Regions from separate parts of the Mus musculus genome. Here region 2 is linked to region 1. The links are chromatin loops, found by intact Hi-C in ENCODE. Cell type or tissue: left cerebral cortex. All regions are shown on one strand. Links, peaks and the distances in the headings refer to the core of each region. The heading gives the core; the rest is flanking DNA. Region 1 overlaps Prlr (prolactin receptor). Region 2 has its middle 110 kb from the start of Spef2.

Region 1 (16,458 bases), core at 896-8,895:
CTGGCAAGTCCCAGAGCATCTGAGAAATCAAGAGTTGTGTGATACCTGTGACAGACAGTGAAACTGACCCTTCTATAGAGTGATACATAAGACAAGAGCAATTGACCCATGGAGAGAAAAATACCTGGTTACATGGGTAAGCAGGAGCCAGAGAGCTAGGGTAGACAGAGGTCATCAGTTATGGCTCTACTCGTTCTTAAGGGTGTCTAATGCTGTTGATCTTATTTGTGTATAACCTGGGAAGCGTTCTTCATCTTGAACATACTTTAAACTCAGCCTGGCTTGGGAGTCAGATTCTGCTTCCTGGCTGAAGGTGCTCTAAAATATCCCCGTGTTAAAACTTCCCTCCTCCTTTGGGCATCACATAAAACAACATCTGAGATCACCATGCTATAAATCACCCTTCGTGGGTGAAATCGGGAAACCTCTGCCAGACAGGTCTATGACTGTTTTGCAAATGAAATACTCAGATAGGAATCCAGGTAGGCAGAAGCCAGAGTGGATTTAGTTATTTGTTTGTATTTCCTCTTCTGCTGGTGTAGGATCAAAAATCCTTCTCATTAAAGTTGTAAAAATGCTTGGTGTTCTCATTAGATAACTTTTTTCTACATATGCTGGAATCTGGTCACACCCATGCACTTCCTAATGCCCCAAGCTGCCCGTGTCAAGGAATTAGACACATTCCCAATGCGTTTTTGACAGTGACTTCCCAACTCAATCTTCACCTTATCCTCTGGCAAGGTAACCATGATGTGGTAAGAAAACTTTCAGAGGGAAACAAAATGGCCACTCATTTTGGCTATGCTCAATGTTAACCCCGATCGCACAGTACATAGTTCTTTTGTCCTAGCATTGAGCACACCCTCTCCTGATCCACAGACAAGATTTTATGGTAATCAGACACAAGACTAAGTGAAGTTTTTTTTTTTTTTTTTATCTTTCTGAATCCATTCTTCACTGCAAGCAGATCCAGGTTGAAGGGAGCATGGCCCTCCTTATTGACTGCTTCAGTTGGGGTTGGAATACCGATGAGGACCCACAACTTTGCATGATGGTATAGTGCAACTGCTTCAAATATCTGGAGTCCAGTTAGCAAAACCTGAGCCTTTCATACTCAGCTTAAGGTCATCTTAGGGTGCACACATCCCCATCTCTCTAAGTATGACTGTGATTGACAAGTGAAAAGTCTGTCTCTGAGCAGGTTTACAGTGAGTTCCTAACTTTCATCTGCTTTGTCCATGCCCATCTGATTTGTCTTTCTCACCTCTGGATTCTCAGACTCTCTCATCACCATGCCACTTTGCATTACCTTATTCAGACTCTTCCCATGCCCCATCCTGCTGTGGCACAAATGCCAAGAAAACTAACCATTTTCCCCTAGGTATGCCTTGTGCATCAACAGTGGTCCTACTTAGACCCACTCCTTCCAGAAGCCCCTCTTTATTACTGTTCTCCATTAAACCAACCCTCTTCCATTGAGGTCAACAGCTGAGTTTGCAATCTATAGTCCGGCTCATTCTTTTGGGAACCTAGAATGACTCCTTCCTAGATGGAAAACTAGGCAGGGTCCAATGGCCTACAGTATTCCCTCCCATCCACATTGTGGAAAGCATCCCAAATAATAGGAGACAGTATTACCTTCAAGAGGTAAATAGGACAGATCTGAACTCTCACCAGATCACTGCCTGATGTTAGCTTTTCTGATGTAGTCCTTTCTGCTTATACTTCTCTGCATGCTTTGGCCCACCCACCACTGAGATTATCAATTATAAAAGTCTGAAGGAAGGCTTAACTCTCCCATGATGTGGGATTTGTTTCCATCCTTTGGTGCTAGGAGATACTTCCAGTTTTCTTCTCCATGCTGCTTTTTTTTTTCTTTTGTCACTGTGGTCTCTCTATTTGACTCAGTCTCCTTAACCCTAGAATTGTTCCCAGTAAGCTCGGCAGAATGTCTAAGGATCTTTTTAGCTCTTATAAACCTTGTCTTTGATGGACAAAGACAATTTAAGACTTACTTGAAGAAGAATAAATCTTAGGTATTTTGCAATAAGTTATCATCAAGTGAATAGCTCTATGCTTCCACCTAAGTTGCAAAAGATCACAAAGAGTAGCCCAGAAATCCAACCAGTGCCTCCTCCTGATCTCTACCCCATGCCCAACAGTACTTCCCAACTTCCTGTAATAGAATCGCATCATAAGCATTTAATGAATGTGCGTATCCAGTTTCTGTCATTCTACCTTGTTGTATGATACATTCTGGTTGTTGTATGTAGTTTCACATAATTTATTTTTGTTTTATTTCATTTATATTTTGCTGAATGTGATACTGTAATTTCTACATTAATTCTACTGTTAGGGTTGTTTTTGGTTTTTGGACAACTTTAAAAGCTGTTTGAGAATTTCATATACATATACAATACATTTTGATCAAAGATGCCCCCTTTTCCTCCCCACCAATTTATCACCAACCCTCCCTAACACTATTCCTTTCAATTCATGTGCTTTTTTAAAAACCAAACCAAACCAAACCAAACCAAACCAAACCAAACCAAACCAAACCAAACCAAACCAAACCAAACCAAACTCACTGAATCCACTTAGCGCTTGCTACCTGTACATTTAACGTTGTAGGGCAATGTGGCAGAGAACAGAGAACTTATCAGGGTAAAAACCAGACTCTCCCTCTGGTAGCACTCAAGACCCTCATAAGAAAGCCCTGCACACATAAAGCTCACCAACAATGGTTCTTTACTATAAGCACTGAGTGTACTGCCAGCCATACATTCTTCCACTAACCTAAATCCATTTCTAACATTTCTGTCTCCCAAATGTAAAAAAGCCTCCATAATTTGTAAACTAATATTAAATAAATTTATCTATTAAGTGTTATGCACTGCTAGGTACATCCTTTGGGCTCCTCTGCTCACTGGATCACCTCAATTGCCCCCAGTACTAAATGGCCAGAGGGTGAAATAACTGGGTAAGAACCTCACATGTGCCCCTTGATTCTCAGGAGTCTGACTTTTCTTTCCAATACAGAATGCTAGCATTTAATTTTGAAAACAAAAGACATAATCTTCCCAGGGGGAAGAGAAGAACAGAAGGGATTAGCTGTTTCACACCATGCTGAAGATTAAGATTGTTGTACGTTGGCTTTCAGAGCAATAACTCCAGCTAGGAATAAGGGATCTGCATTTCTTTTATTAAAATGAATCTAGCGCAAAGATGCTTACACCACAGGGTGGTAATTTATCCTCAATTAAAATTTCCAGAAGATCTGTCTCCCTGTGCACCATCCTAAGTTGGCTGCCATTTGGATAACTGCTCAGTGGTTTAGCTAGATCATCATGGTTGTGTGAAAGCTACTAGCAATAGCTATGGAGACACTTTAAAACATTCACTTCTGAGTTTGCATACCCCATTCTCTTCCTGTTTCAAAAACTGAAGAGGTTCCTGAGAGGAAGCTGTGCTGTGTACGGCCATGTGCTGGGTATGCAGACAGCTGCATTCTGTAAGATGTAGAGTTAACTAGCAGAGACAGTGCGGTCCAAATGGGAGCTGGCACAGGTTGGTCCAACATCAGAGTAGTGTCCCAGGGAGTTCTATCTTCAAAGCTAGATGTAGCAAATTACAGTTCAGTGCTGTATTCACTTCTGCACTAGGGTGATTTTAACATGTAGATGCTTACCCAAAGGTGGAGGCATCACACCCATCTCCTATTACACTAACTCACTCAACTTAGAGTCCCTGCTGCCTCTTTTTACTGCAGAGCTTTGTTTTTAATCAGCTTTTTTTTTTTGGCTTAAAGGAAAGAATAGGAATTGGGTAAATGTTAATTCTCCCTGTCCAGGGCAGAGTTTGGACAGATGTTAGAAAATCCATGTTGGCCTGAGGTCCAGAGGAACCAGTTACTCATGAGATCATCCATCAATAAATAACAGTGCAAAGGCAACATGTTTTGGATAGAATGTTTCACAGCTAGCTCCACAGGCTGCAGTGGCTTTCAAACCACGATTCACACTCCCAGTGTGGGAGAGTTTCCATTCCTATACTGTGTCCCCTGAGCTTCGGAAGATGGTTGGGCGCTCCACATCCACAGCTTCTGCATCTGTAGTTTCATCAACTCCAGACTGAATGCATTTGGAAAGCATTTGCATTGTAACCAAATATGACTCTTTGTCATTCTCTAAATAGGGTAGTATGATAACTGAATGTATCATTTAGCTTATATTAGGCATCATAAATAATCTTGGAATGATTTAAAGTGTACAGGAAGATGTGTATAGGTTATGTATACATAATATACAAGAGTGGGGTTGAGTCTGAACCCAACCCTACCTTCCTCCTTTTCTGTCTCTTCCTCTTCTTTTTTCTGCTCCTCCTCTCTCTCCCTATACCTCTTCCCCTACCTTCCCCTTCTTCTTTTTCTCTTCCTCCTCCCCCTGGTAGTAAGGTTTTAACCTAGGGCTTCACATGCTAAGAAAGCCCTTTATTACTAGGTATAACTCCACTCCACTTTCCAACTATATTTGAGATAGTCCTGCCAAGTTGACTATGTTGATCTTGAACTTACCCTGTGTCCAAGGCAAGCTTTGAACTTGTAATCTTTGTGCTTTATATGGCTTCCTCAGTATCTTTATTAATTAAAGGCCACTAGGACCCTATCTCCCTTATTATTCTCATCTCACAGATAAGGGTGCTGCAGCTCAGACATGTTCTATGAACTGCCCAAGATCACATAGCTAGTGGGTGAAGAAGATCTTAGGAGTTGAACACCAGAATTTGTATATTTATCGCATGCTTTCTACTTTATATATCTACAGAGGACCACTGATCCTACCTTTAAGGAGCCCCATCTTAGACATACAAAATGTACCTGGTATGAGAGCAGGGAACAGGTAAGGTGACCTTGCTACCACAGACTGTGACTTCTCCAAGGCTGTTTTCCCTTGTTTTGATAAGGGTCTCTATGCTCAAACCAACTTCCCAAAGGTGGCTCTAATGCTGGGTACTGTGTGAGGCCAATAGTAGTTCTTCTTTTATAGTAGTAGACATTCCCTGGGCCTTGTCTTTAGAGACTTTTCTGTATACACTATCTCCTAATGTCATATGTCTCTGGATGTAGGGCCCAGGAAGGGACATTTGAAAAATGTAATTCTGTGACTGACATTGAAGCTGAATTTAGAGAGCTCCATTTAGAGGTAAACAGAGAAAAAGAGAAAGAGAGGCTGCTTTCTCTGAGAAATGCCACATTTGAGACTTCGATGAATGAAGGTCAGGTGGTGGTGGGACAGGCTAAGTGGATTATTGTCCCCAAATATTTTCTTATTCCGAGTCATGGGGAAGCATGTATAATTATAAGGCATACTGAGTCATTATGTTGGAAAGGGAACACACTGCAATCCAGTTACTTTAGACTCATCCATTTGAAAGGTGGTGGTGACTGGGTGATACTTTGGCTGCATCCATCCATCCAGAAACAGTCACAGGACGTGGCTGAGGTTTTCTTTTCTAAGTTATGGAGCTATTTAGTATAAGATAATAAATCCTCAATTGGGTGGCAAAACAAGAAGGCAAAAAGTTCTCCAGAGCCCAGAGGAGCCCAGATAATCTCAGCAGCACCAGAGTCAGCCTGCTGCCTCTTATAAAAAGAGTTTTTTTAAAAAAATGAATGTTGTTTCAAGTCACAGAAATCTCACTGTAGTTTGTTTCTATGGCAAGCTGTCACTACCAAGAGGCCACTGTAGTAGGAGGAGACATATGTTTTGCCAGATTGTTAGAAGAAAATTCTGTTTTACAGAGCTGTATGTGTATGTGTGCATGCGGTTTAATTAAACAGAAAAGAACCTTAGATTCCTTTTAAAACATGAGTACACACAAATTACTGTTGGTAACAAGCTTATCTATTTTTGTGTGTTTCTTAATTTCTTGAAACAAGCTTGGAAGTAAATGGAAAATTGAAAACGAAAATAAAAAAGATTAATTATCGGTTTACTGACTCCCTGGCTGCCTGTTTGAGATTTTTGGAGTTTTTGAATCCAAAAACTCCAAAATGCACTGAAAGGAAACCAAAGACTTGAGAAAATCTGGTCCAGGTTCATCTCTAAGCCTGAGGAGTGTGAGGGAGGTCCAGTTCTTCCCTTTTCACAGTGACTGTGTGGCCTTGAGTAACCCATGGCCTCCTTTGAGCATCAATGGGAAAATAGCCAGGTGTCTGATGGGAATATCTTTAGAGCACTGAGGATGAGCTGTACCTACATCTGAGAAAACTAGTAAGTCCAACAAGAAATTCACCCCAAGAATATGTCAAAATTATCTCTTCTTTCTAAGTTGTACTTTTCTTTACCACTTCAGTGAGGATATTGAGAGTCCCTCACAAGAGAAGGAAAAGGATCCAGAACCTGCCACAGTTTGGGTCTATTCTTCCTTTCTCTCTACAGCTAAAGTTCTTCTAACTGCTCCTTTTATGGTTACATGGGGTCAGATGATTGAGCTGTGGCATTGGAGAATGGGGAGAAAGGCTACATTTTTTTTTTTTGGTCTAGTCTTGACCTTTAAAGCTCTTTCCATAAATACACTCTGCCCCTCCACATCCTTGTCTGCACATTCCTTTCTCTCTCCTGGCCTGTAGTAGTTTGTAGACTCAAGAGATCATGGAACAGAAGGGAAGCTCTAGAATTCCACTCAGAACCTACTGAACTTTATAGGGCTGAGAAGTAACAATCCAGTTAGTAAGCTTTGTAGCTAGAGACTGAGTATCGGAAATGCTTGGTTTTACTTAGCCTGACTAATCTATGAATAATCTGGAAATGGCTGGCTATTACTGCTTACTTTGGGTGATAACTACAGTATTCAATCAAGTAGTACCTATGAGTAAGTAAACCTTTGATGTCTGGTGTGCTGATTCAGTGTCACTGTGAACACTATTATCAAAGTCATTTTGTTCAGCTTCTATACCATTCGCGTTGTCACTTTGCACACATTCACCGGTGCAGTAACACTTGCTGAATGACTGGTTGCTTTACCATTTTCTCCCTTCTTTGTAGTGCCAGGGTTTGAACCTAGAGCGTCAGGATTTTGAAGTGAGCAATCTACCACTAAGTTACAAACTCGGACTGACTCACTTATAGAAAACCATAAAGAACATAATATTTTCACCCCTTCTCACAGTCTCAGATCCACGGGGGTAAGGAGAGGAGCAATAACATGTACCCTTGAATCAGGGAATTCTTTCTTCCTATTAAGATGCACTTCAAGTGACTAAGGTCTTGTGCATTCCTCCAATACCATTTCATGTGCATTAAACTGAACTCAGCAACAAATGTACTAAAACATACAATGAGATTTGGCTCCAACAGATGTACTAAAACATACAATGAGATTTGGCTCCAGGGCATCTGGCTAATAGCCAAATTACATAAGAAATATAATTATTGAAAATTGAAGGAATGTGTGGAATTTCAGCAGCAAACAAAACTTCGAGTGTACAATCTTCAAATGAAATAAAATGATTTTTAAAAAATGTGTATTTTTCAATGAAAACACATCACAGGGTAGCTATGTATCTAGCTATGTAAAGCATGTTCTCAGTTAAAAAATATTTTAATGAATTGGATACAAATGTAAATATTATTTACTTCTATGACTTCTTAATCAGAACACTGATATCATTTGTGAACATATCAGTTATAGTGAGTGGCATGGTCACAGGATGCTATACCGAGAGTAAATACAGACCAAAGACCCTTAAATCAGATACCTAGGACACAAGGATCCTCAGTGCCTAGCTATTTTCTTGTTAGCTGTCTTTTTTTCTTCTCCCGACCTTTCTATCCTTCATTGTTTTTGCTCCCTAAAAATTTTAATTTAATAGTTAATAGCTGTTTTTGCTACTAACTCTCTTCTAGTAGGCCTAAACAGATCCATTTCATTCCATCGCTGCTTTTGATCTGCAAAGTTGGAAAGCTAACATGAAAATAAAAATTTAGAAAGTTGAAGTCATTTAAATGATGACAATAAGTTGTGAGGGAGGACCAAAGGAATTTTCCACCTGTCTTATAGATAAATGGCTTTCATTACATGTACTTCATCCAAATGTCTATTTGGTTTGCTTTCTGGATCTCATTTGTGTTCCAGAGAGTTGAGCTGCTTAGCTGAGCTTTAAGTAGTGGTGTAAGGTAAAAGCAACAAAACAGGTCCCCTGTCAAAGAGTTGTTGGCCAAGGAAAACTGGATTTGATTTTTGTTTTTTTATTTTTTATTTTGAGAGAGATAGAGATAGAGATAGAGATAGAGATAGAGATAGAGATAGAGATAGAGATAGAGATAGAGATAGATGGATAGATAGGTAGATAGGTAGATAGGTAGATAGATAGATAGATATATAGATAGATAGACAGATTGGTTGGGAGGATATGGGAGAGGGAATGTGATCAAAATATATTATATGAAAAATTCAAAGAGTAAATAAAAACATGTCAAAAGAAACTATCAATTAGAAAAAAAACAGAGCATGCTTAATGTCATAAAACTCAAGTGTGGCTCTAAGTTATGGAAGGAATACTTCTCTGTATCTCTGTATTTCTTAGGTCCTCCATTACACTGCTATTTATCAAGCAAATCGGGGCCCCACTTTCCATTTGACTAGTAGTTTTCCCAGGTCAATGAAGTAGAACAGGCCTAGGTAAACATCTACATACTTTTCTACCATAACAATGACCAGGCAATCCCCAGCAAATCATTGTTACTCTTTGCTTTATAAGAATAAAATGACTGCCTGTTTCCATAACATCTAATCAGCACCATGCCTTATAACGACTACTCTCTGAAACTATGAAAGGGATAATAGTTTGGGATGTCAATACTCAAAGGTTAGTTCAATTTTCCTGTTTTCCACAAAGACTCTACTTGGGAATCACCCATAAAGATTTCAGTCCATAGCCTGGCAGGCACCAGTGTAGTCCAAAGGCTGTCAGCTGAGTTTTAGAAACAGAAATTGATTTAATATTATCAAACCAATGTGATTTGGGAGAAAAATTGGTCGCTTTGATGATACTCTTAGTTCTATCAATGGTCAATTTATTTGAAACTATAATAGCCTGAGATGCTTTTCTTAGGTGTCCTTAAGTGGCAGGGCTCACACATACCTGGGTGTTTGGGAAAAAACCTCTGCATGCCCTTTATGGTCTAAAAGATGGCATTACACTCCCCACTTGTTCTTTAAAACTGTAGGCTCATGTGCCAAGCACATGGGAACCTGGGTATCCATCAGATTAAAATGAGAAGAGAAGCAGGTCATGGGCAGTTTATACCCTGCACAGTTCAAGGGAAGCGTTTCCAGCTTCAGCACCACTGTTCTGAGTCCATGGTAGAGCTTACACATGAACAGAATGAAGGGTGAGTATTGAAGTGTCACAGCTTCCAGTAGGTGGCCTTCGTTCTCACCAGGCACCCATCTGGAAACTACACTCAGACCCTTGTCACTCCAAGCATTAAAAAGAGCAAGGATTTTGTAGTTTGACAAAGCTGAAGGGTTCTCTGGCCACCACACGTTAGATACTTGGCAAAATTCCTTGTCTTGTTCTTCCAACAGTGGCAATATTTGCGCCCCCCCCTCCTTATTTTCCCTCACACTTCCCTAAAATCTCTGCGTCCTACTATGGTTCCAAACAGTTGTATAGTCAGCCCCTCCTTTTGTATTTAATTCACCACAAAGCTCTATTGATTTCTAGAGCAATGGTAGATGATACTTAACATTGGGATCTTATTAATCCTACCATATAGACTGTTAAAATAAGTCTTTGCCCAAAATGATGTCTCTCTTTCCATCCAGAACTCTGGCTACTAGAAAATATGAGTATTTTTAGAAGCAGCAAAGATAGGTTCATGGTCATCCAATGGAAAGACCAGATACCTCCTGATTCTCTGTCCCATCTCCCATCCAGCAGACACTTTAGGTCTCACAAAGCTGTTGTACAGGGTAGTCCTGATAATGATTTTGACTTATCTTTATGCAATTCCCCACTCTAGTAGCTCTTCAGGCTAGACTAGAAGCTCATTGATTAATTCTTTGTGTATGTGTGTGTTAATCCTCAAATTTAAAACAAAGCTCTATACTCTATGGGTATTCAGTAAATGGTTCTGAGGAAATAACCTGTGTTGAGTGTCTGAGTGTCTGCCGAATGTAGAGAGGTAAGTTAGCAAGGATTTGGGACTTTAAAAAGGCTATTAACACCACAATATTTCATCAAAGAAGCTGACATCTTCTACTTGTGTCATTTAAAAATAGATAGTATGACAATGTTTATTTTAATGGAATTTTAATTTTCAAAATATTTTCATATAAAATATTTTATTTTTACTCTTTTTTTTTTTTTTTTTTTTTTTTTTACAACCCTGGAGGTTTCAGAATGGTATTACTGAGTGTATAAATACATTTGGATTTGTGGTTTGAGTGTACATTGGTTTAACTTTTCTCATATGTTAAGTCTCAAGAATACGGATACACATTGAATCAGAAAATACACTTCAGAACTTTAACCTGAGTGAACCTAGGTGCACAAAACATTAGAATAAAGAGAGTCCACCTCTGTAGTGTTATTTATAAAGCCCAAATTATTAGAAAACAATCTAAACACCAGATCCTAAAGGGCTGCTTAACCAGATCATAGCATAGACAACAGTGGAATATTATTTAAGCCTTGACATAATGTGATTAAAATTTCAATGACTTCCAGAGGTGAAGTGCAGGAATAATTAGATACAGGAAGTAGACATGCCTGATCCTAATGTCTCACAAATGTCTTTGCACGGGTGCTCAGACAGTGGATACGAAACAGATTCATGCTAACACAGAAATGGTGAATCCCTCTGGGAGGGAATATTATTCTAAAGTGGGTAATGACTACTTTTCTAATGTAACGAAATAAAAAGTGACTGCTATTGCAACTGAGGAGGCAGATTTGAACACCATCATTAATGCAACAAAACCAGCTCGCTAAGGAAAACCTGACATTCAGTGGTGTGAACAGAGGCTACCATAGAGTATCGGACCTCTGTGTCTCTGGCAATGAGTAAAGCAGTGGCTGAGAACCAACCTCCATGAACCATTTTTGTAGCTGAACATGTACCTATCTCTCAAGCTAGAGTGAAGGATTTCAACAGCTCTCATGCCCACTGGCTGCTCAGTTGTTTTCGAGACTTCCTCCTACTTTCCCTAATTGCATTACTGTGTCTGAGTGCATTTAAAACATCCAGGAACCCATTATTTGCCATTCAGCTTCTGACAAGTAGGTGAATGGCAGTTTTGCAGAAAATATCTTCTTCAGGGGCCCCGAGAAGGACCAGGCCATCTTATTCAGAAGAAACTTCAGCAGGGCTCCTGGTGTGAGATTCTCTGTGTAAATTTTCCTCTGGCTCAACAGACTTGTAATACAAAGCACTAGGAGCTGGAAGTCTAAAGGATAGTAGTAATTGTAGGTTCACAGACTGGGCCAGGAACACAGAAAGCCTACACATCTCTCCCACCTCATAATGCTCAGAACCAGTCCCAAAGTCAACCCTCCTCTCTGTGCTCCCCTTAGGAGCACAACCTGTCTCTACTTTTCTGAGTCACACTTTATCACTCATGAACAAGATGTTCTTTCAGACTTACTTCTGCATTCAAACATCTGGGCAACTATATCTACCAAGATAATTACTTGCTTTCCCCTTCTCCCTTTTCCATCTTGTTCTTCTTCAGAAGCAACCTTCTGGGCAGAAAAGGTACCAACCAGTCAGAGAGGTAACAACCAGACCCAAGGCTAGTTCAGGGAATAGAGTGAATACTTTCATTGTAGACTTGTTGGGTGGGAATGGAAAGGAGTGAATATATAAAGATCCAGCTGTGAGTGTAGTGGGGCAGGTTAGAAAACAGGTAGATTGACCCATGTTAGTGATTTAAATGTTCAACTATTCATCCATCCACCTACCCATCCACACACCCATCAATCCACCCATCCAGTCATCCATCCATCCATCCACCCATCCATACACCCATCCAACCACCCATCTACTCATCAACTCATCCACCCAGCCATCCACCCAGCCATTCACCCAGCCATCCACCCAGCCATCCACCCAGCCAGCCATCCACCCATCCATCCACCCATCCACCCACCCATCCACCCACCCACCCACCCACCCATCCATTCATCCATCCACCTACCCACCCACCCATCCATCCACCCATCCATCCACCCATCCATCCATCCACCCACCCATCCACCCAACCAGTCATCCATCCATCCATCCATCTACTCACCAACTCATCCACCCATCCACCCATCCACCCACCCACCCACTCACCCACTCACTCATCCATCCATGCATTCATCCACCCATCTTTTCATCTAGCTATGTATAGTTAGATGTAAGAACAGGACATAAAATAAATTTTGTCAGAAAGAACTCCTTTAGTGTACACATACCATCTCTCAAAGAGTCTCCAGTAAAGCACATAAATGACAAGTGTAGGGAAAAAAATGCTCTGTAGGTGTCATGCCTATTGTCATAAATGATCTGACCTGGTTGAGGAGATGACGCTGCTTCCCTGTGGAGGGTGCCTCTCTGGTGAGAACAAACTTCCTTGTCTTGTCTTTGACACAGTCCTATCCACCCAATGAGCCTGGCAGATACCATAAGTTTCTTCTCCAACAACTACTTCTCCCTTTGTTTTTATGCAGAGTCCAGTCAGGCATCAGGCATCCAGCCCCAGGGGATGAGGAAGTAACAGGCTATGCTAATCAGGGCCATTGTAATCTTTTTTTTTTTTTTGTCCAGACTGCAGCCTTAGGAATGGCCATCCCACTAAATTCTAGTGATGAAGGCATAGCAGAAAATTCCCTCTCTGCTGAAAGAAAGAGGGAGAGGAGCCCCCCTTCTACCGTTCATCCTGACGCTGGTTCCTTGAAGTTATCATGACCTGCTAAATCAAACCTAAAACTGATTTTCCCAGAATTTCTTAGGAAAGTGCTACATGCCCAGTGTTTAATCCACCTTTAGCCAGGCATGCTATGGCTTGCTGCTCCAAGTATCCTCTCTGGGGTCATGCCACAAAAAGATGCAGAAGAAGCTTAGAGTCTGGACTTACTCAGCCCTGGGAGGAAGTAGAATCTCCAGAGCATGGCCCATTTGCCTTGGGCAGATAGCAAAACTTGACATAGCTAGCTCAGTAGTCTAACTGTAACGTGTAATGGCTTAGATGAAGAGAAAGGTTGATGCCGACTGAGAAACACTGGGGTTCTGCTGTAATGGAAGGCAAGGGGTGCATTGCTAGGTATGAAGAGCCACACGTAAGTCTTGAGTGTGTCAAGAACAGATGAAATTCTGAGTGAATATGTATTGTTTGACATGTTTACAGCCATGTCAAAGACCAACTCCTCAGATGCATGGGAATGGCAAAGATTGCACGCCTAGTTGGAGCCTTAGAGGGATGGTAAAGCTTTCCTCTGGTTCAAATGCAAATGTTGAAAGTGTGTTCAAGCAGTCCAACTGACCAGTGTGGGCAAAAACTAGCAACACAATTTCTCCTCCTGGAAGTTTTTGCCCTGAGATTGCATAGCTAGTAAGACTTCCTACTGAGATTAGGCACATTCTCCCTCCTGTGCTCTACAGAGTCAACACGCTGAGGTTCCAGGGTGCTGTGGAGTTGGTGCCTGTCTTAGTCAGGGTTTCTATTCCTGCACAAATATCATGACCAAGAAGCAAGTTGGGGAGGAAAGGGTTTATTCGGCTTACACTTCTATACTGCTGTTTGTCACCAAGGAAGTCAGGGCTGGAACTCAAGCAGGTCAGGAAGCAGGAGCTGATGCAGAGGCCATGGAGGGGTGTTCATTACTGGCTTGCTCAGCCTGCTCTCTTATAGAACCAAGACTACCCAAAACTAACAAGCCCAGAGATGGTCCCACCCACAAGGGGCCTTTCCCCCTTGATCACTAAAATGCCTTACAGTTGGATCTCATGGAGGCAGTTCCTCTACTGAAGCTCCTTTCTCTGTGATAACTCCAGCTGTCAAGTTGACACATAAAACCAGCCAGTACAGTGCTGTTCTTTTAGAGTGTGCATAGCCTGGCTAACTTGGCTTTTCTGTATGTGTATCTGCCCTTTATTCGTTCACTCTTTGCTCTTTGTCAAGTTTCCAAGCCAAACAATGCTGGATGTGTCAGCTAGTTGGGAAACATTTAAAGTGAGCATTTTAATTTTTGTTGCCATCTTCAATATTATTTTATCTAAACAGCCTTAGATCTTACTTCCTCTTCACTGTTTTAGTCAGTGGTGGATTTTGTGTTTACAGTTTATCAGACATAAAGGCTATATCTACTCTGCATATCTTTGCATGCTAAAGGAAAATATCGAATCCAATCTTTCATGTAGCCAAGAATGCAAATGACTATTAGACATCATGAATGATGAGTTCATTCAAGTGTGAGAATATATCATATTTGGTTACAGGCTATTGAAAGTCATATGAATGGAAACATTCTAACTCAGTTTTCTAGAGAAATAAAATCTGCCATGATTAAGAGTATCTCAAGGCAGACAGAGTATTTTGGGGGGTAGCATTTTCCACCTGACTTTTGCCAGGAAGATAGACGGTAGACCTAGTGTATACACTGAGACAAACACTGATTTTTTTCTGCAATTACTAGGTATGTTTTTGCTTGAAAGAAGGGGTCTTCTGAGAAGGGCAGCAACAGAATTAGTAACAATTGCTTCTGTCCCCTCTTACAGCAGTTTGAGTAGATGAGGTACCATCAGTGAGCTTGCTGGGGACTCTGTACAGGGATGGAGTGACAAGCTGAGTTTGCAGCATTATCTATGAGGAGGTCATAGCCTTGGAGATGACAGACTTAGGGACCTGAACAGGTGCTAAGTGACTTGTATCTCCAGAGAGAGGAGTTGCGAACTGCAGACAGGTTAGGTGGCTGTTTTCTATTGTTGGTCCTGAATTTCACCAACCTTGCTAACTATGGCTTGTCTCATTCTCTTTCTGTGCCTTCACTCTTTTGTATGTAAAGTACAGAGGGCCACATCTGCTCTTCTTCCCTCGGTGACTCTGTGAGGAGAGACTAAGATGAGTGACTTTGTGGAAGTAATCTTTGTTGACAATGTGCTAGGTAAGGATAAACCACTGCTGTCAGCAGGAGGCCATGACCACACTATCTGCTCCATTACAGGGACAATAATTGTCCTGGAAACCCCTGTGTTCCTTGGACTTGTTATAGAGTCAAAAGTCCCCAGAGAGATGGTACCTTTGCCTTGTATTGTTTTCTTTGGTTTGAATAATCCTAGCTCTAAATAGGCTTTTGTATATGGCTACCAGAGTGTTGCTTTCTCCATTGACTGGGAGTTCATTGGCTTCAATGTGTGAGCACAGCTTAGGATCTTCTTGCCTCTGGATTCAGAAGAAAAGTTTCTTGTTTCACAATGAGTTCACAGACTCCAAAGACTAGACAGGGGAGAAAATGGGTCTCAAAGACCATCTCAAAGATGGTTACTTCTTTGTTTCCTAGTGTTTTGTGGTAGAGTAGTTGTACATTTGTTCATGGTTGGGTATCAGTGATATAATTGTTGACCTAGTTGAAGTACGTTGACTGGTCCTTTCACTTTCTTTTTAGAATCCTGTTCTGTCATCTCTCTCCCTCACTGCTGAGCCTGTCTGTTTGAGCTTTATCACTTTCCCAGAGCTCCTCACTGGGATGGTCAGCTTGTTCTTATAGAAACTTATGTTGTAATGGAAGTATTCTTGATATTCCCTGCCCAATAACATGACCACTAAGCATGTGCAGCTATAGAACATTGGGAGTGGATTCAATATAAGTGAGGAACTGAATTTTTAATATTTAATTTCAACAGGCTTATATTTAAATTGGTATTTGGGGCTAGTGGCATAGTGAATGAGGGTCAGTGCACTCAGCTTCTCTACTACAAAACAAAACAAAACAAAACAAAAACAAAAACAAAACTAAGTCTCCATTGAGTTCCAAGTTCAAAGTCTTCCCAGGTGGACAAGAAAGTCCAACTCATAAGCAAATATGATGCATAAGCTAAGGTATTAACCCTCATAGGCAACACTCCAAGTCTTTCTGTTCTGTCTTCTGTTGGAGAGTGAGCCCAGAGTATCACACATACTAAGCAAGAAATGTATCAGCGAGCTACATGTCTATATGCCAAGATTAGCACACAGATTTTGAATGATACCATATTTTAGTCAAAGTAGAAGCCCAAGTGGCAAGAATTGGATGGTGGCAGAAACATGTGATGTATACAAAGATAATGGGTGAAGACCTTTAGATGAGCATCAAAAGACACCTAGTGAATGACAACTCCTCCACAGTGCTCTTGGATTATTCTGTGTCTTTATATCTCACAGATCTGTCAAGATTTAAAGTCACAAGTGTATGGACAGGAGCTGCAGAAG
Region 2 (16,458 bases), core at 3,546-11,545, 440 kb after region 1:
CTTACTTCTGGGCTCAAGAGGCTGCCTCTCAGCACAGACAAGGTTTGCAGAGTGTGATGAGAGCCACTGTGGGCTGGATGAGCAGAGTGTGGTGATAAAGAGGAAATAGGACTTAATAGTAGACCTCAGTGTCATTGTGAAGTCAATCACCACCTGCTGCACATAATTTACTCCCCTTTTGGTGGCTACAGGAAGTTCCTGGAATTGGCGTGCAATAAGGACAGAACCCACCCCTGAGTGAGTAAGACAGTCAGGCATTCAGCTGGCTGTAGAGGCAAACAGGCCAGGACTGAACAGAGGTTTCAGCCCAGTACATTTCTATTCGTTTTTCTCTCCAAGAACTACAGCAGGGGGAAGATTCATTTTCAGGTGCGAAAACATTTTCGCACCCTCTTACATGGTGAAAAGCTGCTGTCTGTTTTTGCCTTTCATTTTCTGTCCCCCTAAACTCAACTTCAGACCAGCCCATAAAACAGGCAGAAAATTCCATTGCTTAATTTTGTTAGTGATGACTTTGTTTTCAGACATGACGGGCACATTTTGAGTTTTGTTGCTATTTTATTTCCATAAAAGAAATAGTTTTCCATGACAGATACTCAGTTCCTCCTTAGGCAAAATGCTAGAAGATAAAAAGAAAGAAGGAAAATTGTGTTTCCTACTCTGTTTTGCCTTTGTTCTTGATATTAGTGTTCAAATCTAAAGGCTACAGAGGAAGAAAACTGCAAAATGAATGTTTAATGATGTCTATGTATGTGAATGCATACATAAAGGAAATTCATATTATATGTTATAAGTCTAAAAGATAAATATAGAGAATATATCAAATACATGTTATACAAAATAATGTTCCTAGAATATAGAAAATAATATTTCATGTGCATTGAGTAATATATATATTATTTGGCCCTCACAGAGCAAGTCAATAATATACTAATTATTTCAATACATTTTAATGTTTCTAATTTTTGATTCATGAACCTAGGACATGCATCTTTCTTTCTCACAGTAGTCTAGAAAATGACCCAGAAAAAAAAATTCCTCCAAAGCCTGCTTTCAAGACCCGCTACTTTAGATATAAGTATTTCATGCCACTGCCTTGAGAGCTAATGAGAAAAGTCAACCTAAACCTATTTCAAAAGCAGGATCTTTACCCAAAGAGTATCAAATATTTTGGGAAGATATTACTGAAATTATTGGATATTATTATTTGCCTGTGAATAACTTTCATCCTAAACATTTAGTCTTTTTCATATTTATGAGTCATAAGCCATATTCATTCATCTCTTGACTATTTACTTTAAAAATATTCTTTCTGATGAAACAGAAGTCTGGTTCATAATGAAAATGGCAAAGAAACTCCCCTTACTTTAGCTTCCTTACATTAGCTGACCTTGGGTTCACCTCTTCCATTTTTCTTGTAAGAATATTTGACACACTATTATAAAGCACCCATGGAGACCTGGAAATGGGATATGAAAGGCTGTAGGTAGTTTGGTTGCAAAGATATAGAAGTAATTGATGCCCATGGGTCACCCCTGAAACCTTCTACCCACTCTTTAACACACTGGCCATGATGCAGGAGTTTGACTTTGTCTGGTTCCTATTGGTATGGTTTAGGCTGTACTGAGCGCTTCTTTACTGTCTGGCAGGAAAGGATGCTCCAGGCTCATTTTCTGTGCCCACTCCACTTCTTTCCTTTTTTTTTTTCCCTTTTAGATACTAAAATGTGGGGTATTGGGTCTAGTCTATCTTTCAAATAATTAAAACTCCTCTGACTCACAGGATTTACTTTCCAGATCCCCCTCCCCCTAATTATAAAACAGAGCATTGCTTTGTGATCAGACCTCAGTCTCCTAGAGACTGCTGATAGTCCTTGCTTGGACCATGGAAATATGGCTACATTTACTTTTGGTTAGGATTTGCTGTCGAAATAAGTTACCTGGATTAGGTTAAGATGTATTCATTTTCCAGCATAAGAAGATTATGGATAATTTAAGGTAAGCTGTTACTAAATTTAGTGTTCTGTCTCTTTGCTGTTAGCAGTGTGGAAAGTTGCTATCTCACATCTAAGCCACATTGGATGTATCAGAAGCTACTTTCTAAACCTTAAGTCCTTGCTCTCAGCCGAATCTTAAGTCATCTTGTCTTGACCCTGGCAATTACTTTCATTGAAATTGCAGAAGGCAGTTGCATACATATACTGTAGTGTTACATATACAATACACGTTGCTTGCCTAAGAGCTTTGCAGTTATTTGAAAAACAGAAGTGTGAAGAAGTATGTGCTACCTACACTGTAAAATCTCAAGCAGTTGTTTATGTCAATTACTGCTTTAGAGAATTCTTAGCTTAAAAGGGTTCAGGATAATCACTTAGAATGTTTTCTCTTTCCACTTCAGACACATTGAGATACAACACAGGAGTACCGTTTCCAAAGTGGTTACACTGTGCTTTGCACCAAACCTATAATCTATTTTGTAACCTGCTTTGCAGAGTTTTATGGTTGAGGTGCCCCTGGGTTCCTTGTGTGTATTTCAGGTACCAATGACATCTCAGATTCTTTTACATTGGAACCTTGAAAGTAATTTAAATGGAATGAAGAGGGGTCTTATGGTCCAAATCTAAGCACCAGACTTGTAGAAGTCTAGTCACAGTTATGACACATGATACAAAGTACCCAGAGAAAATTGGTAATTTCTGATGTAGTACTTCTTAGTTTCTAGCCCTGCAAACACTGGACAAACACAAACATAACCAACTTGAAATGAAATAGAGTCAACGAATTTTCCACAGATCAAACATTTAAAGAAAATTGTCTGTGTGTTCAGCTCTCCTTAAATGTATGAACTCGATGCTTTACTATACGTACAGAACTTTTTAATTACCTTTCCAAATGATGTCTTATACATTATGCATGGATGATTGTTTAAGGAGACAGATAGCCTTATTCAAATGTGTGTCTGTGTGTGGTGTGTCTGTGTGTGTGTGTTTGTGTAAAACTTTACCAGTTCTACAATGCAATCAAAAACGTGCATGAGACCTCCCAGTTCAAGAATGAATAAAGGGAACCTTCTGGGAACTCTCTGAGGTTCTAGAGTGCCAGGTACTGGGTTCTGGTTTACTGGAAATAATAACTACTCCTGGATGATTTTAATGTGGGTAGCTAATGGAAAAAAAATTGAAAGGTCTTTTATTTGTTACATACTCTTGACTTTTTATTTCATGCAGTTAGCTCTGCATGGGCTTACTATAAACATAGGTGCCATTGTTGGTTCAATAACTGACTTAGTTTTGGAATTTTTTTTTTTTTTTGATTACAGGTTTTGTTGTATCCTGCAGTAGAATCTGAACATGGTACTGAACATCCATCTTGCTTATCATTCTACCCATAGTGCTCAGCAAACTGATTATTCAACTCATGATATTTTTGTTGAAAGAAGTAAGTGTCTGAGTTCGAGGCCAGCCTGGTCTACAGAGTGAGTTCCAGGACAGTCAGGGCTACACAGAGAAACCCTGTCTCAAAAAACTAAAAAAAAAGAAAAAGAAAAAGAAAGAAAGAAAGAAAGAAAGAAAGGAAGGAAGGAAGGAAGGAAGGGAGAGAGAGAGAGAGAGAGAGAGAGAGAGAGAGAGAGAGAGAGAGAGAGAGAGAGAGAGAGAGAGAGAACTCAGGGGTTAGGAGTACTTATTGCTTTTGTAGAAGACCAGGGGTCAGTTCCCAGCATTGTCTCTCTTCTGTCTTCTGTAATCCCCTTCATGTGTTCACTGTATTAGAATACTGGGAATTATGATATGACTATCTTTGTATTCATTATTCTACATACCATGTAACTTTCAGTTAATTTTACAATTGGGGCATTTGTGATAGATTCCCAACCAATCTCACTACGAGTCACAGGCACTAGCCAAGTAAAGAACACATGAAGAAAAATAAAAGACATGAATCTTCATTTTCTGTTACAAAACACAACTTTCACCTAAATGCCTTCTCTAGAAAAATGTGTGGGAGTTTCATACTTACGCAGAACAGTAGAGTTCTGTAAGTTCAGGATGGAGTGTTTGAATGTTTATCTATCAGAGACTAGTTTTCTATCTCAGCCAGAACAGTAGTTCTGAACCTTAGCTGTACCCAGCGACAACCAGAAAAGCTTTACATCAATCTATAACCATAGTTTAAGCAGTTAAAACCTAGTAGTTAATAAGCACTTCTCAGTGTCTAGAACAGTTTTAAATCACTGTACTACAAAGGTAATGGTGAGAATCACTGTTCCATAAGCAAAGGCCTAGCTCACATATCTTTCCAGATTAGATGACATTTTTTCATATGTTTCTAAACTTTTTATTCAATTCAGAAGAATCACCAGAACAAATAACCCATAGTGATTTTAAAGCAGCCTCTATCATGTTTATTTTCTCAAATTCATCTACCTGACTAAGAGGCCTATTTCCTTTTGAGGCTCCATTCTAGATTTCATGTGTTCGCTTGTTTGTTGTATTTTCATATGTTAAATCAAATATAGCTACTTGCCTTAAACTTTTCACACTAGAAAGTTTCATAATTTTTTCTTGAACTATGCCAGTCGTTTCTTTAATTGCATCACCTGTAAAGAACTTTACAGAGAAATGAGAAGGGCGGTGGTGATTTTCCCTCTCATGGCATTCACTAAATTCATCTCTCTCTTTTTTTTTTCTGGTTTTAATGCCATGAGCACAGACACAGTGAACCCGTATGATCTTATTCTAACATCCATTCCAATACCCTTTTCAAAGTGTGGGGCCAAACCTGATTTCTAGGAGTCTTGCATAGTCAAGATTCTTGAATCCTTCTCAAGACTTACTGGACCCAGCATTCTGGGAGTGAGCTTGGAACTGTCTCTAATGGTTTCATTTAAACCCAGTTAAATCCCAATCTCTCTCTCTCTGTCTCAGTCTCAGTCTCTGAGTCTCTGTCTCAGTCTCTGTCTTGGTCTCATCACCCACCCTGCCCCTGCTGCCTCCAGCCTTGTAACTGTCAGGAACCCAGGAGCAGTCTCTGTTTTTGAATATTCACATCATTGAAATGTTAAATGAAAGAGCATTTTTGCTGTCTACTGGTTTTTATTGTTTTTAATATTAGTTAGTCAAGCCCTGCAGATAATTTTATGCATCAACTTAACTAAGCGTGGGTGTCCAGATTTGATATTATTTATTTATTTGGAAGTGTTTCCTCATAAAATCAGTGTTAGAATTGTGGTCTCAGTAAAATACACTAATATCCCCATTTTGGGGGGAATGTCATCTAACCTGTTGAACAAACATTGGGAGAGGGAGGCATTCACACATTCCTCCACATTCTTGGTTTATCTGCAACACTGCTTGAGCTGGAAACTGTATTTCATCATCTTCAAGCCTCAAGTTGGGATTTATTTCAACACATTTCCTGATTCTCAGGCCCAAAGTCTTGGCAAACTCTAATCCCATGAGATGTTCTGCTTTCCGATCCTGCACATAGCAGTCAGCATGGTTGCTCCATAACCCAGTGTGTCATCTGTGGTCAATCTCTGTTTCATTTGCTGGCTATTGTGTACTACATTTCTGTGTATATATGTAAATACAGACAGATACTCACATCCATTACACACTGACCTACTTGCAGATGTAGATTTATAGCTATGTATTCTACCAGTTCTGCTTTTCTAAAGTACCTTAATTTACACAAATCTTTGACTGTGCTCCTTCCACAGGGCAAGATTACACAGGGGAAGAGATTTGTATTGCATAGTATAGTGCCCAAATCTGAACAGGGTCAAATGCTCAGACAGATGAGTGAAATGACAGAATCCTGAGCACTGTAGACAGTAAACTGTAAGGCTTAGTTGTGTGAGAGGGGCTGCCAACAATATGATGCTCTGAGCTTGGCTGGGGGGTGGGGTGGGGGATAGTGAGCAGAATCCCAGAAGAACTGTTGTTACATCACAACAAACAAAATGAGAGCAAGCTGAAGGAAATCTCTAGGAATTGTGTAACTTTCTGCAAAGCTATGTTAAAGATTAGCTGAATTACTGAAAACAGTAAACCACCCAAAATACACAGCTAAAAATACATAGTTCAAATAGAGGCCTTCTAAAGAATAAAAATTAAAAAAAAAAAACAAATACAGTCTTAACAAAATAGCATGATTGTTATGGATTTTATGGTTTTTCAAATACTTTAATTATTAGGAAGATGTTTTAAACCATGCCAATGTGTTCTGTGGTCTGGGGTTAGAAATAAATACAGCCTGAAGCCAATTTTTCATGAAGCACATGCATGTTAAACAGAAAAATAGGACTGTGGAAATGGTGAAGGCTAATTACTGAAACTGATCAGTGATGGGTCTGGAAGCCTCAGAGTCACATCCTTGGTGGGCCATCTGCATCCTAGTGCATGGTTCCACAGTCAGGAGCATCCAGATAGCACAAATCGTAGTCAATGGGTACATGCAAAGCAAAGCAAAGCAAAGCAAAGCAAAGCAAAGCAAAGCAAAGCAAAGCAAAGCAAAGCAAAGCAAAGCAAAGCAAAGCAAAGCAAAGCAAAGCAAATGAATGAAGATAGAGAGATAGAAATAGGTCTGGAAGGATTTGGGAGAGGAGGTAAATATGACCAAGGTCTTCTGAATGAAGTTCTCAGAGGATTGGTAAAGACATTCTTGCAAAGAATGGAATAATATTCTTTTTCCACAAAAGAGAAGTGTTGAAATTTCAAAGAAAAATTAATGAGTTGTATTATTATTTTTTTATTAAGAAAGTGGTATTTATTTTAGCTATGTATGTTAACTATATATTAAGCTTTTTCATTACAAATATGAAATATCAATCTGTTTGGATGAAAATACAGCTTAAATAATAAACAGCAATAAGATCATTTTCTAAAACAATTGCACAATATTATTTGATAATTGTTGTAAGGTTACCTACTTCATTCAAAAAATAATGAATAATAAGATAAAATATTTTTACTTTGTATAACTAAATATCAGCATATTAAAATAGTAACGTTCCCATTTTGCTATTTTAATTGATTCACCTTATTTTCTTAGCTTCTTTCGCCCTTTTCCTGCTACCATTGTGATTATGAGCAGCCTCAATTGTGCTTGAGATTTTACATTCATTTTATTTATCAAATTATTTGTTTACCTTCTATAAGTTATGATTCAGAAGACATTTAATTACAGAGGCGGTAATGCTTACTATAATATACATGACACAGTATCATCAGAGATCTCCCTGGGGAGAGAAATTCTATGCCCAAGCATGTTTTATGCACATCTCTATTGGCAATCTTTCTCTCTGCTGTTTTGCCCTCTGAGGTAGCACTTGTATTCTACTTCCTCATGTGTGACAGAAATATTAGTGTGAGGAGTAATGGAGTCACTACATATTCACACGTAACATGTTGCTACCAAACGTCAAGCTCAAAACAATATACTTTTATTACCAGACCTTTGACAGCTGCTTGTTCTAAGCCAGAGAATAATAAGGTATGGCAGTCTAAAGAGTAGCTTGAAATGAATGAAGGACTTTGAAGATTTATGTGGTCTGCAGAGTTTTGGTTTTTGGTTTGTTTGTTTGTTTGTTTGTTTGTTTGTTTGTTTTTTTAAGGTCTTTTGTGGAGCGAAGTTCTCTATTCCTCATTAGGTGTTGCCTAGTTATTGTTCCTCTGAGCATCTTCCTAGGGTGCCTTCCAAGATGGAACTAGTGAATTGGAAAAGGGTGTATGGTGTGGTGTGGTGTAGTGTGGTGTGGTGTGTGTGTGTGTGTGTGTGTGTGTGTGTGTCTGATGTGTGTCAGGACAATGAAGCCACAGAGCACTTACTTCATTGAATCTCACAGCTGATGCACCTTTACTCCTGTCCTGTTATTTTGGTCACACAAACCAAGGTTGATACAGAGAAGACAACACTATGGTGAAAATGAGTAGTGAGACTGTTGGAACATGATTCCCATGGACATCACTTGAAAGTTTACCGTATCTTCATATTGTCCCTTGAAAGCAAGAGTTGTCACATGATCTTTTGATTTTTTCCTGACCCCAGCTGACACAGAACTGATGAGAATGGGATCGACCCTTTTAATTTTCTTCCACAGTTATAGAACCTTGGTTTAGAATAATAATAACAAGTGAACTCAGAAACTGTGAAGATAGGAAGAATATTATTTCAGAGAATTTTAGGAATTGCCATTTAAGTGTAAGTTCAGAGAACTGAATCCATTTCTGATGAAGGCCAATGTGGGAATTTACATGTTATGAAGGAACGTGGGCTACGTGACTAGAAGTTAAGTAATTAAAAAGAAAGAATGTATAAACACAACAAGAGACTCCATAAAACAGGATCCTGATAACCTCTTGATATGCATCGTGAGTCTCAGCCATGAGGAAAAGATCAGGTTTAGGTCAGTCAGGTCCAGATGTGTGTTGTCAAGGGTGGAGGTGACTGGCAATGTTTACATTTCATACCACAGCTGGATGGTTGCTTGGTTCCCTTTTCTAACTGCCTTCCAACTCCAAAGGCTCTTTCACTCTTACAGTCATAATTTTTCATTTATTTCCACAAAGACAAAAAAAAAAAAAAGCCCTCTGTGATCCCATGTGTATTAAACCAAAATAAGACACCATACAACACGAATGGGCAATTGAAAGAGTAAATCGGACTGTTTTTCAAAGAATCCAAAGTTGTATGAAATAAGATTTGTTTTTTAGATTACCTTCTTCATAAAAACAAAACAAAACAAAACAAAAAAACATCTATCTTGACAGTATCTGGAAGGTTCTTTTTTTTTTTTTTTTTTTTTTGGTTTTTCGAGACAGGGTTTCTCTGTATAACCCTGGCTGTTCTGGAACTCACTCTGTAGACCAGGCTGACCTTGATCTCAGAAATCCGCCTGCCTCTGCCTCCCAAGTGCTGGGATTAAAGGCGTGCGCCACCACTGCCCGGCACTGGAAGGTTTAAGCAGTCAAATTTCAACAATTATCACTGAGGCTAAAGCTCTATGCCTGGGGCTTTTGAGAAGGGTGCTGGTCTGCAAACTTCAAACTCTTGAGATTCAGGGCTACTGCAAAGCTCTCACTGAATGTTACTCTTGTAATGTTTGGAACTACTTGAAATGACATAAGAGTGAGATTTATGTAAAGTAACACAAAAATTTGCAGTTATTCAAGTAATGGTGGTATTCTGTTTAACTATGGTCATGTCAGATCCTCAGTGTCCTCTGACATTAGTTGCTTCATAGTCCAGTTCGTGCCTTCTACCACTGTGAAGACCTTTTACAGATATACATCCATTTTTTTCTAAAAACACTGAAGGAAATCACAGTAAAGAGCAGACACACAGTACCTTACAACGAAAAATAAACCTATAGCAATTACATAGATCAACACTTCTGCCTAAAGGGTAGTACAAGAGTTGGGTGGGTCATTAATCCTCATTTCTTTTCTGGAGAAACCAAGTTTGGATTCTAAAACATACATGTCAGCATGCAGACATCCATTACTCTGGTTCCATAGTATCTACTTCCATCTTATGCTCTCTGTGGGCAACAGGCTCACACACTATAAACACATATATACAGGTAAAACACTCATTTTCACAAAATTAGAAAAAAACTAAAAATGAGATGAATATATATATATATATATATATATATATATATATATATATATATATTGAGTAGAGTTGCATGCAGTTTGTTAAAAGTAGAAGGTCACTCAAGGAAAGAAGAAGACATTGAAGAACATGGGTTTGCCTTCTCAAATAAGAGTCTTAACTTAAATAATTTATCAGAAGCTCTAGGAAAGAGAAATAGAATAGGTTGGTAGCTATGGGTAAACAAGAGTGGGAATGTGAGACTCAAATGGGAAGGGGGAAGGAATAGGGAGTGTAGGAGGGACTAGAGAGAGGGACAGCTAAGACTAAGGGCCTTTTGAGGGATAATGTGGAAACCTAGTGGAGTAGAAGCTTCATGTGTATGTATGTGTGTGTATATGTGTGCATAATTTCTATGTCTACGTCTATGTAGGAAATCTAAATGAAAGAGAATGAGGGGGAGACAGAGCCCCAACAGGAAATCTCTCATCTTAAAAAAAAAAAAAACATTTCCAGTAGCTGAGAATGGATTATGTCTAATCAAGTTTTTGACCAAAGGAGTCCCATAGCAATCCCTACACAATCCACACTATTGCCAAGGATCTTGGTTGCTCTCCACGAACTGATGGTAAGGCCCCATTACTGAAGATAACACTTACACAACTCACTGAACAGTGGCACTGGTGCCTACTTAGAACTGTACCCCAACTGACTAGTGTTTATGGTACCGAAAGGTAGTCTGCATGTTTTCAAAGAAGAAAGGTAAACACCAAACCAGCTACAAACTCTTCCCATCTATGTTGGTAAATTGCCTGCAAGATGTGTTTTTGCAATAGTGGCACAAATCTTGTGAGAATAACCAATCAATATCTAAGTGGATTTAAATCCTATTCCATGAGACCAAACCCATCCAGGCAAGGCAAGAAACCGAGATGAGATAGCCCAGGTGTTAGGGGAAAATCCAATACTACTTATCTGCTAAAGGACTGTATCCACAAAATGACTCATTATGGCATCCTGCTATGCTTGTAAATCAGTGCCTGGCTCATCCATCCTCAGAGAACTTTCCTCCTGAAGCAGATGAGAACAAAAACATAGATTAATACTCAGATAATATGCAAAGAGTGAGAGACCTTGGAACCATCAGTCCTAAATGTGATGTGTTCTTCAAAACCCTCTCCACTGCATTCAGATAAGTCTGCAGACAAAGCAGCAGAAAGAATATAAGAGCCAGAGGGGATGGAAGACACCAAGGAATTAAGGCTTTCTGAAAACATCAAGATTGGTGGATGGATGAACTCACAGAAACTACATGAGGGTGTCAGTGCCAAGAAGAGAAGTGGATACAAGCCCCATCCCTACCCAAAACCTATCTATAATTGATAAATACTTGCAAACAAAAAACTAGTTTTCTCTAATGGAGTGTCATGGCGATGCAAACCACTCTGATGTTCAGGCTCCGTAGAGAGCAGTGCATTGCCAGCATATAGTGAAACCAATGTTGTCATGGAAGCTCTCTCTCTCTCTCTCTCTCTCTCTCTCTCTCTCTTCTTCTTCTTCTTCTTCTTCTTCTTCTTCTTCTTCTTCTTCTTCTTCTTCTTCTTCTTCTTCTGCTGCTGCTGCTGCTGCTGCTGCTTCTGCTTCTGCTTCTGCTTCTTCTTCTTCTTTCTCTCTCTCCCTCTCTCTTCTCCCTCCCTCCCTCTAGCTTACAGGTTCTTTGCAGTTATATTGTGTTATTTGGTTTTAGGATTTTATGGAATTACCTTGTGTACAGATTTATGTGACCCTACATCTCTTTGTGTTTCTTGTTCCTCTTTTGGCTCTTTTCCTTATCTTTGTTTTTTCATATTCTGACTTGCTTGTTTTTGTTTGATCTTATTTTATTATTTTTTTTTTTTTTGTTAATTAGATGTCTGTTGGTTTCCTAAGGAGAAACAGAAAAATATGGGTCTGAATGGGAAAAGAGGAGTTGGAGTTATGGGAGGGGAAACCATATCAGAATGTATCATATAAGAATGTATTTCAATAAAAGAAAAATGTGAAAAGAAAAGAGTGGGACAGGGCAAACTCCATGAATTTAATAGTAATCTTTGAGATGCAACTTGAGAGTCAAAATGATATGCATGGCTACTGTTCAGCACTTAATACTCTTGTTTGAGAATTCTATTTTAAACAACAAAGAAGTTACTTTACATACCAAATTTATACTAAATAGGGAAGGACAGGTCACCAATATCTTAAATTAATCATAGCAAATAAGACACTGGTGAAACTCATATAAAGGAAAGGCTGTGTCAGTCGTAAGTTTTGGTCACTGAAGAAGCCTATTTACTTATCAGTAAAACGACTTCATAGCATAAAAACACTGTTACTCAGCAATCCAGGAAGCAAATGCTTGGAGCCAGTTCTGCTTTTCCTGGTCCCCATGACCCTGAAGTCATTCCAGATGTCTTTTTTTTTTTTTTTAATAGCAGGTCATTGGCATTCTCAATTTATATGACTCAATAACTGCTCTTTTCTGTTCTTCCATTGCACATGAACTCTAAAACCCTTTTCCATTTAATCCTTAGCCCCTGTTTTCCCTTGACACATTATAAAACCTCATGATAGTATTTTATTCTTTCTGCCTCAGAGCATCTTGATTTTAAAATACGCTGAGTTTAATCCTTTATGTTATCGATCAGCAAGGAAAACATCCTCCAAAGAAGTTAAATAGATTTTCCAGGGACCAAAATATTACCTCTTTTATGTGTCTTCCAATTTTAAAACGATGCAATAATACTCCAATCTCTTTTCATATTATCCCAACCCTTTATTCTCTCTGTTTGTATGTTTTCTAAAGTTGTGTCAAATATCTGAAGAAAAGTTTACTTTGATTCTCACCTTCGGTTTTATTCTGTGCATTTGGTCCAGTTCCTTTTGGTTCTATTAGAAGACAGTGTATCATGTCAAGAGTCCATGGCCAGGGACTACTGCTCACCTGATCTTACAATAAAACACCTAGAGAGAGGAGAGAGGGAGGAGATAGGCGGAGTGTGTTTGGGGGCAGGGCAAGGCAGTGACACAATTCTGTTAACTATGCCCCACCTTCTAAAGCCCCACCCTCTCCCAGTACACAGATAGTGAGCACTAGGCTTCCAGAACATGAGACTTTGAAGGACGTTTAAGATCCAAATAGTGACATTCATCCTCTCAGAGATATAGAACTATGTATTAGGCGACTATGTCAAAATTAGGATTGGTTATTACATCAAAACTAATATATAACAATGATTATGTAATATGTCTACTGGGCCATACACTGCATGCGTTGCGCATTGTTTAACTTCCCACAACATTGTGAAGTAATAGTGTTGTATCTTGTTTCAAGATGGATGCAGTTACATACAGGAGGACTGTCATGTACTCCAGTTTTTGTAGGTAAGAAACACATCTGGGATGTCAGCTTTCCCCATGTATCCTCCACCAATGTGTCAGCAGTGGAAAGCAGGCTCCACATGTATATTTCTGTGAGAGGGATTAAATAAGCCTAGATTAGACATCTACTGTCTCCAGCTGTTTCAGGAATGTAGTGTGAGTTTAGTGTTCACCTTGACCATGTGATAAAGCCCTCTGAGAAAAGCAATTGCTGGGGTCGGGGGTGTCAATGTGCTTTTTAATTAAGGAAAGCACTTACCATGCTAGACTTCCTACCTCCACTCTAAAAATACTGCTTCATTATCTTCTCTATGCCCACAAGATCTACCAGCCATGCCTACATACCTTAAGAATGGGAGAGAGATTTTTGGAACTCACATATGTCCAGTTTTGAGGACCAATAACATAACATCACTTTTCTTATATAAAACATAGATATGCTTCTATCTGTATATTTGCTGTATCCTTTTCCTATAATTATTTTCTGAGAAAAGGTCTTTCTCTGCTTTCAAGACTGATCTGTAACTTCTGAGCTCCAATAATCCTTCTATTTTAGCCTCCCACATAACAGCTGGGACTCTGTGATTATGCCACAGTAACTGTGCCCCATAATCTTATGCTAAATAATGACAATAACAGGGCACAATTATGTGGAAAACTGGCCACTGTATTCACAATTTCTTAAAAAACAGTCAGACACTTAATAAGTTTTCAGTATTATCCTTTTTAAAATTACTGTAGAGCGGTAATCTATCAAAAATTGTTTTTTTTTTCTTTTCTTTGATATCATACTCTTTAAAGCTTAAAAAAGCTAAGCCAGTGGTCATAGCAACCTCTGCAGGAGGACGTGCTTGGCAGTAGCAGTCTTGAAAAAGAAAGTGGGTATACTTTCCAGAAGACATTGCCAGCCTTTTGTTTCAGCTTCTTTGGCAAACAGTATTAGAGGCATGAAGAAACCAGGGGACGCTAGGTTTAAGCAATGCTTCTAAATCATGGAACTGGTAAATGAATATCTAATCATAAATAATTAAGCAAAATGTGGTTTGAAGTCTCAGAGACAATCAGCAGACACATAAAGCTGACATGCCAAATCAGAACCTCAGATTAGATTCATCTGTAAATAATTAAAATGTCTGAAGTGTCTCAATATCAGCCAACACATGTGAGGAGTTAGAGAAAATGATGACATTGAACAAGGGAACTCGTAGGAGATAAAGATCTAAAACTTGATTTTTTTAATATATAATTTTTATAGAATTCTTTTCTCTTCCCATAACAGGGCCAATGCTAATTTATTTTTCTGATGCTGTAACTTCACTGAATATTTCAGAGTGGGCAAATCATAAGGAATACAGGCAAAGACCGAAATAATTTAATACTGGAAGTCTGAGAAAACTTTACTCTCATCTTTTTGACACCTGCTTCTGAGGGCTTTCCTGCTGGGCCACTTCATGGTGGAACAGAATAAGAGGATGCACAGTAAAGAGAGCTCACTTTCAAAACAAAGCCATTCTAAAAGAAATAACCCATTAGCCCATTGATTTGTCAAGTTATCAATGAAGTGGATTATTCATGAGGACTTTATTCTCACGATCCAACTACTTCTTAACAATTTCAATTGCTCCTACCTTCTAATGCCTTACAATAAAAATTGAACTTATAGTTTACATTTTGGGGGGACCATTTAAACCATAGAAAATTCATGTTATCTTTTAATTGAATGCATTTTTATAAATAGGCACTTGGGGACTGAGCTCTCTCTACTGTGGCCTTCTTTGGTTGGTAAAGCCGCTTACAGGAAGCACTTGACATCCTCGGAGAGAGAAGCAGACAAAGGCACTGGAAGCACGTGTTCTCTCCTTTGCTCTTCAACCAAGGAAATATACAAGTGTTTCCAATTTACATCCCCGAATAAAAAATTTCAGAAGAAATACCCTCATAGTTAACATATCATCTTGGCTACATGTCACCTATTCTTGCATTCATTCATCAAAATTCAACTGAAATTTATTCAGTTTCTATCTTATAACAGGAACTGACAAATACCATGCACATATTCACATTTTCCTTATTTGAGTGGGAAAGATACAAAGATGTATAGTATGCATTTTGATAGTAATATAATTATCTTACCATAGGTTTTCATCTTTGATTTCTTTATGACAGTCATTCCTTTCTTACTCACTTTGTTAGTTCTCAAGCATCAGCCTTCTCTTCACTCATCCATTATTAAATCATTATCCATGGCACAGGAGAGGGAAAATAGCTACTGATCTAACCCAAAGGTGGGCCCTGAACACTACAATAATGATTGGTTTTACAAAGCTACACATACTGATGCAAAAGTGACATGAATATTATGGGATTAACCAGCCATTTTCTGATTGTATCTAAGTCCTGCTCCATGATATGGAACCCTTTTGGGGAGATAGGCCATGGACTCTGGAGCACATCTTCTTCTATAACACTGCTAAATGGACAAGGTATTAAAATTGCCCCTAATTACTTAGTGCTATACTCATAGAACACTACATAACTCCATGCTTAGAAGATTCCTTAAGTAGTAGATGACAGCAAAAAGACTCTCAACTAGTCAAGGAGCAGAGAACAAGTAACTGTGGGGTGCTCAGATCTAAATGGAATGTATACAGCCTAGTATTCCCCAAAAGGCTCAGGAAACTTCATAGAACAAGGGGTAAAAAGGTCATAAGAGTCAGAGGTGGAGGGTGACTTTAAGAGAAAAGTTGTTTTTTTTTCCCCCAGAGAAACAGGTAGTTGTACATGTAAACTCTCAGCAAATGGTGATAGCATGCACAAGACTTGTATAAGCTTGAATCGGACAAAGTTTTAGCACTGCGGGTGGAGGCATAAAAATCTCACTGCGAGTTGAGGAGATATTGACTTTGATACTCCTGGGAGAGGGAGTTTACAGTAGGTTGACCATATGCCAAGTCAGGCTCAACTTCTAAGAGCATTTGGATAACACAAACTGGGATAAATGGGTGGTGTGGGGTACCAAAGTTGGGAGAATAGAGAGGTGAGGGAAAAGAGGCTCAGTACAGGAGGAGTTGGAGGGAGGTGAATATGATCAAGATATATTGTATGTATTTTCAAATAATTAGCAAACATTATAGAAATTAAGTCACCATGTTCTATCTTTATTCCTATGTATGAAACTATAAATGAGATCAACTAGAAACTTGATCCATGTGCCATGAACCCAAGCCACAACTCACTACAATGACTTCTGTTTTCTTAGAGTTCAAACACCTGATATTTTCATACATTTCCCATGCACAACTGGTCAGTTCCACATAGATCCCCATACTTGCTTTTGAACAGGATCAAATGTTACCAGAACCTACTCAGACAGATCTGATTGAATCTTGTAAATTTGTTTCAGATGGAGATGGAGGATGCTGCTCACTGCTTTTCTTGTTTCTAG

The links. Hi-C counts contacts between places; a loop is a spot of excess contacts. Peaks named below come from ENCODE experiments on the same cell type or tissue, not always from the same donor. Only the 100,000 strongest peaks of a DNase experiment are listed, where the experiment ranks them.
Region 2: it touches region 1 in a loop (4-fold over the local background); 2 of 42 quality-filtered maps call a loop at or near these places.

The regions. Positions count from the first base shown.
Region 1 is chr15:10,295,959-10,312,416 of GRCm38, reverse strand. All of the region lies in intron 2 of Prlr (prolactin receptor), which reads right to left. Among named protein-coding and RNA genes, the nearest start is that of Gm41269, 54 kb to the left of the region's middle. In left cerebral cortex, for the core only: no CTCF peak of the experiment used is centred there; a DNase peak (open chromatin) is centred at 5,715.
Region 2 is chr15:9,853,992-9,870,449 of GRCm38, reverse strand. No RefSeq gene overlaps it. Among named protein-coding and RNA genes, the nearest start is that of Spef2, 110 kb to the right of the region's middle. In left cerebral cortex, for the core only: no CTCF peak of the experiment used is centred there; no DNase peak of the experiment used is centred there.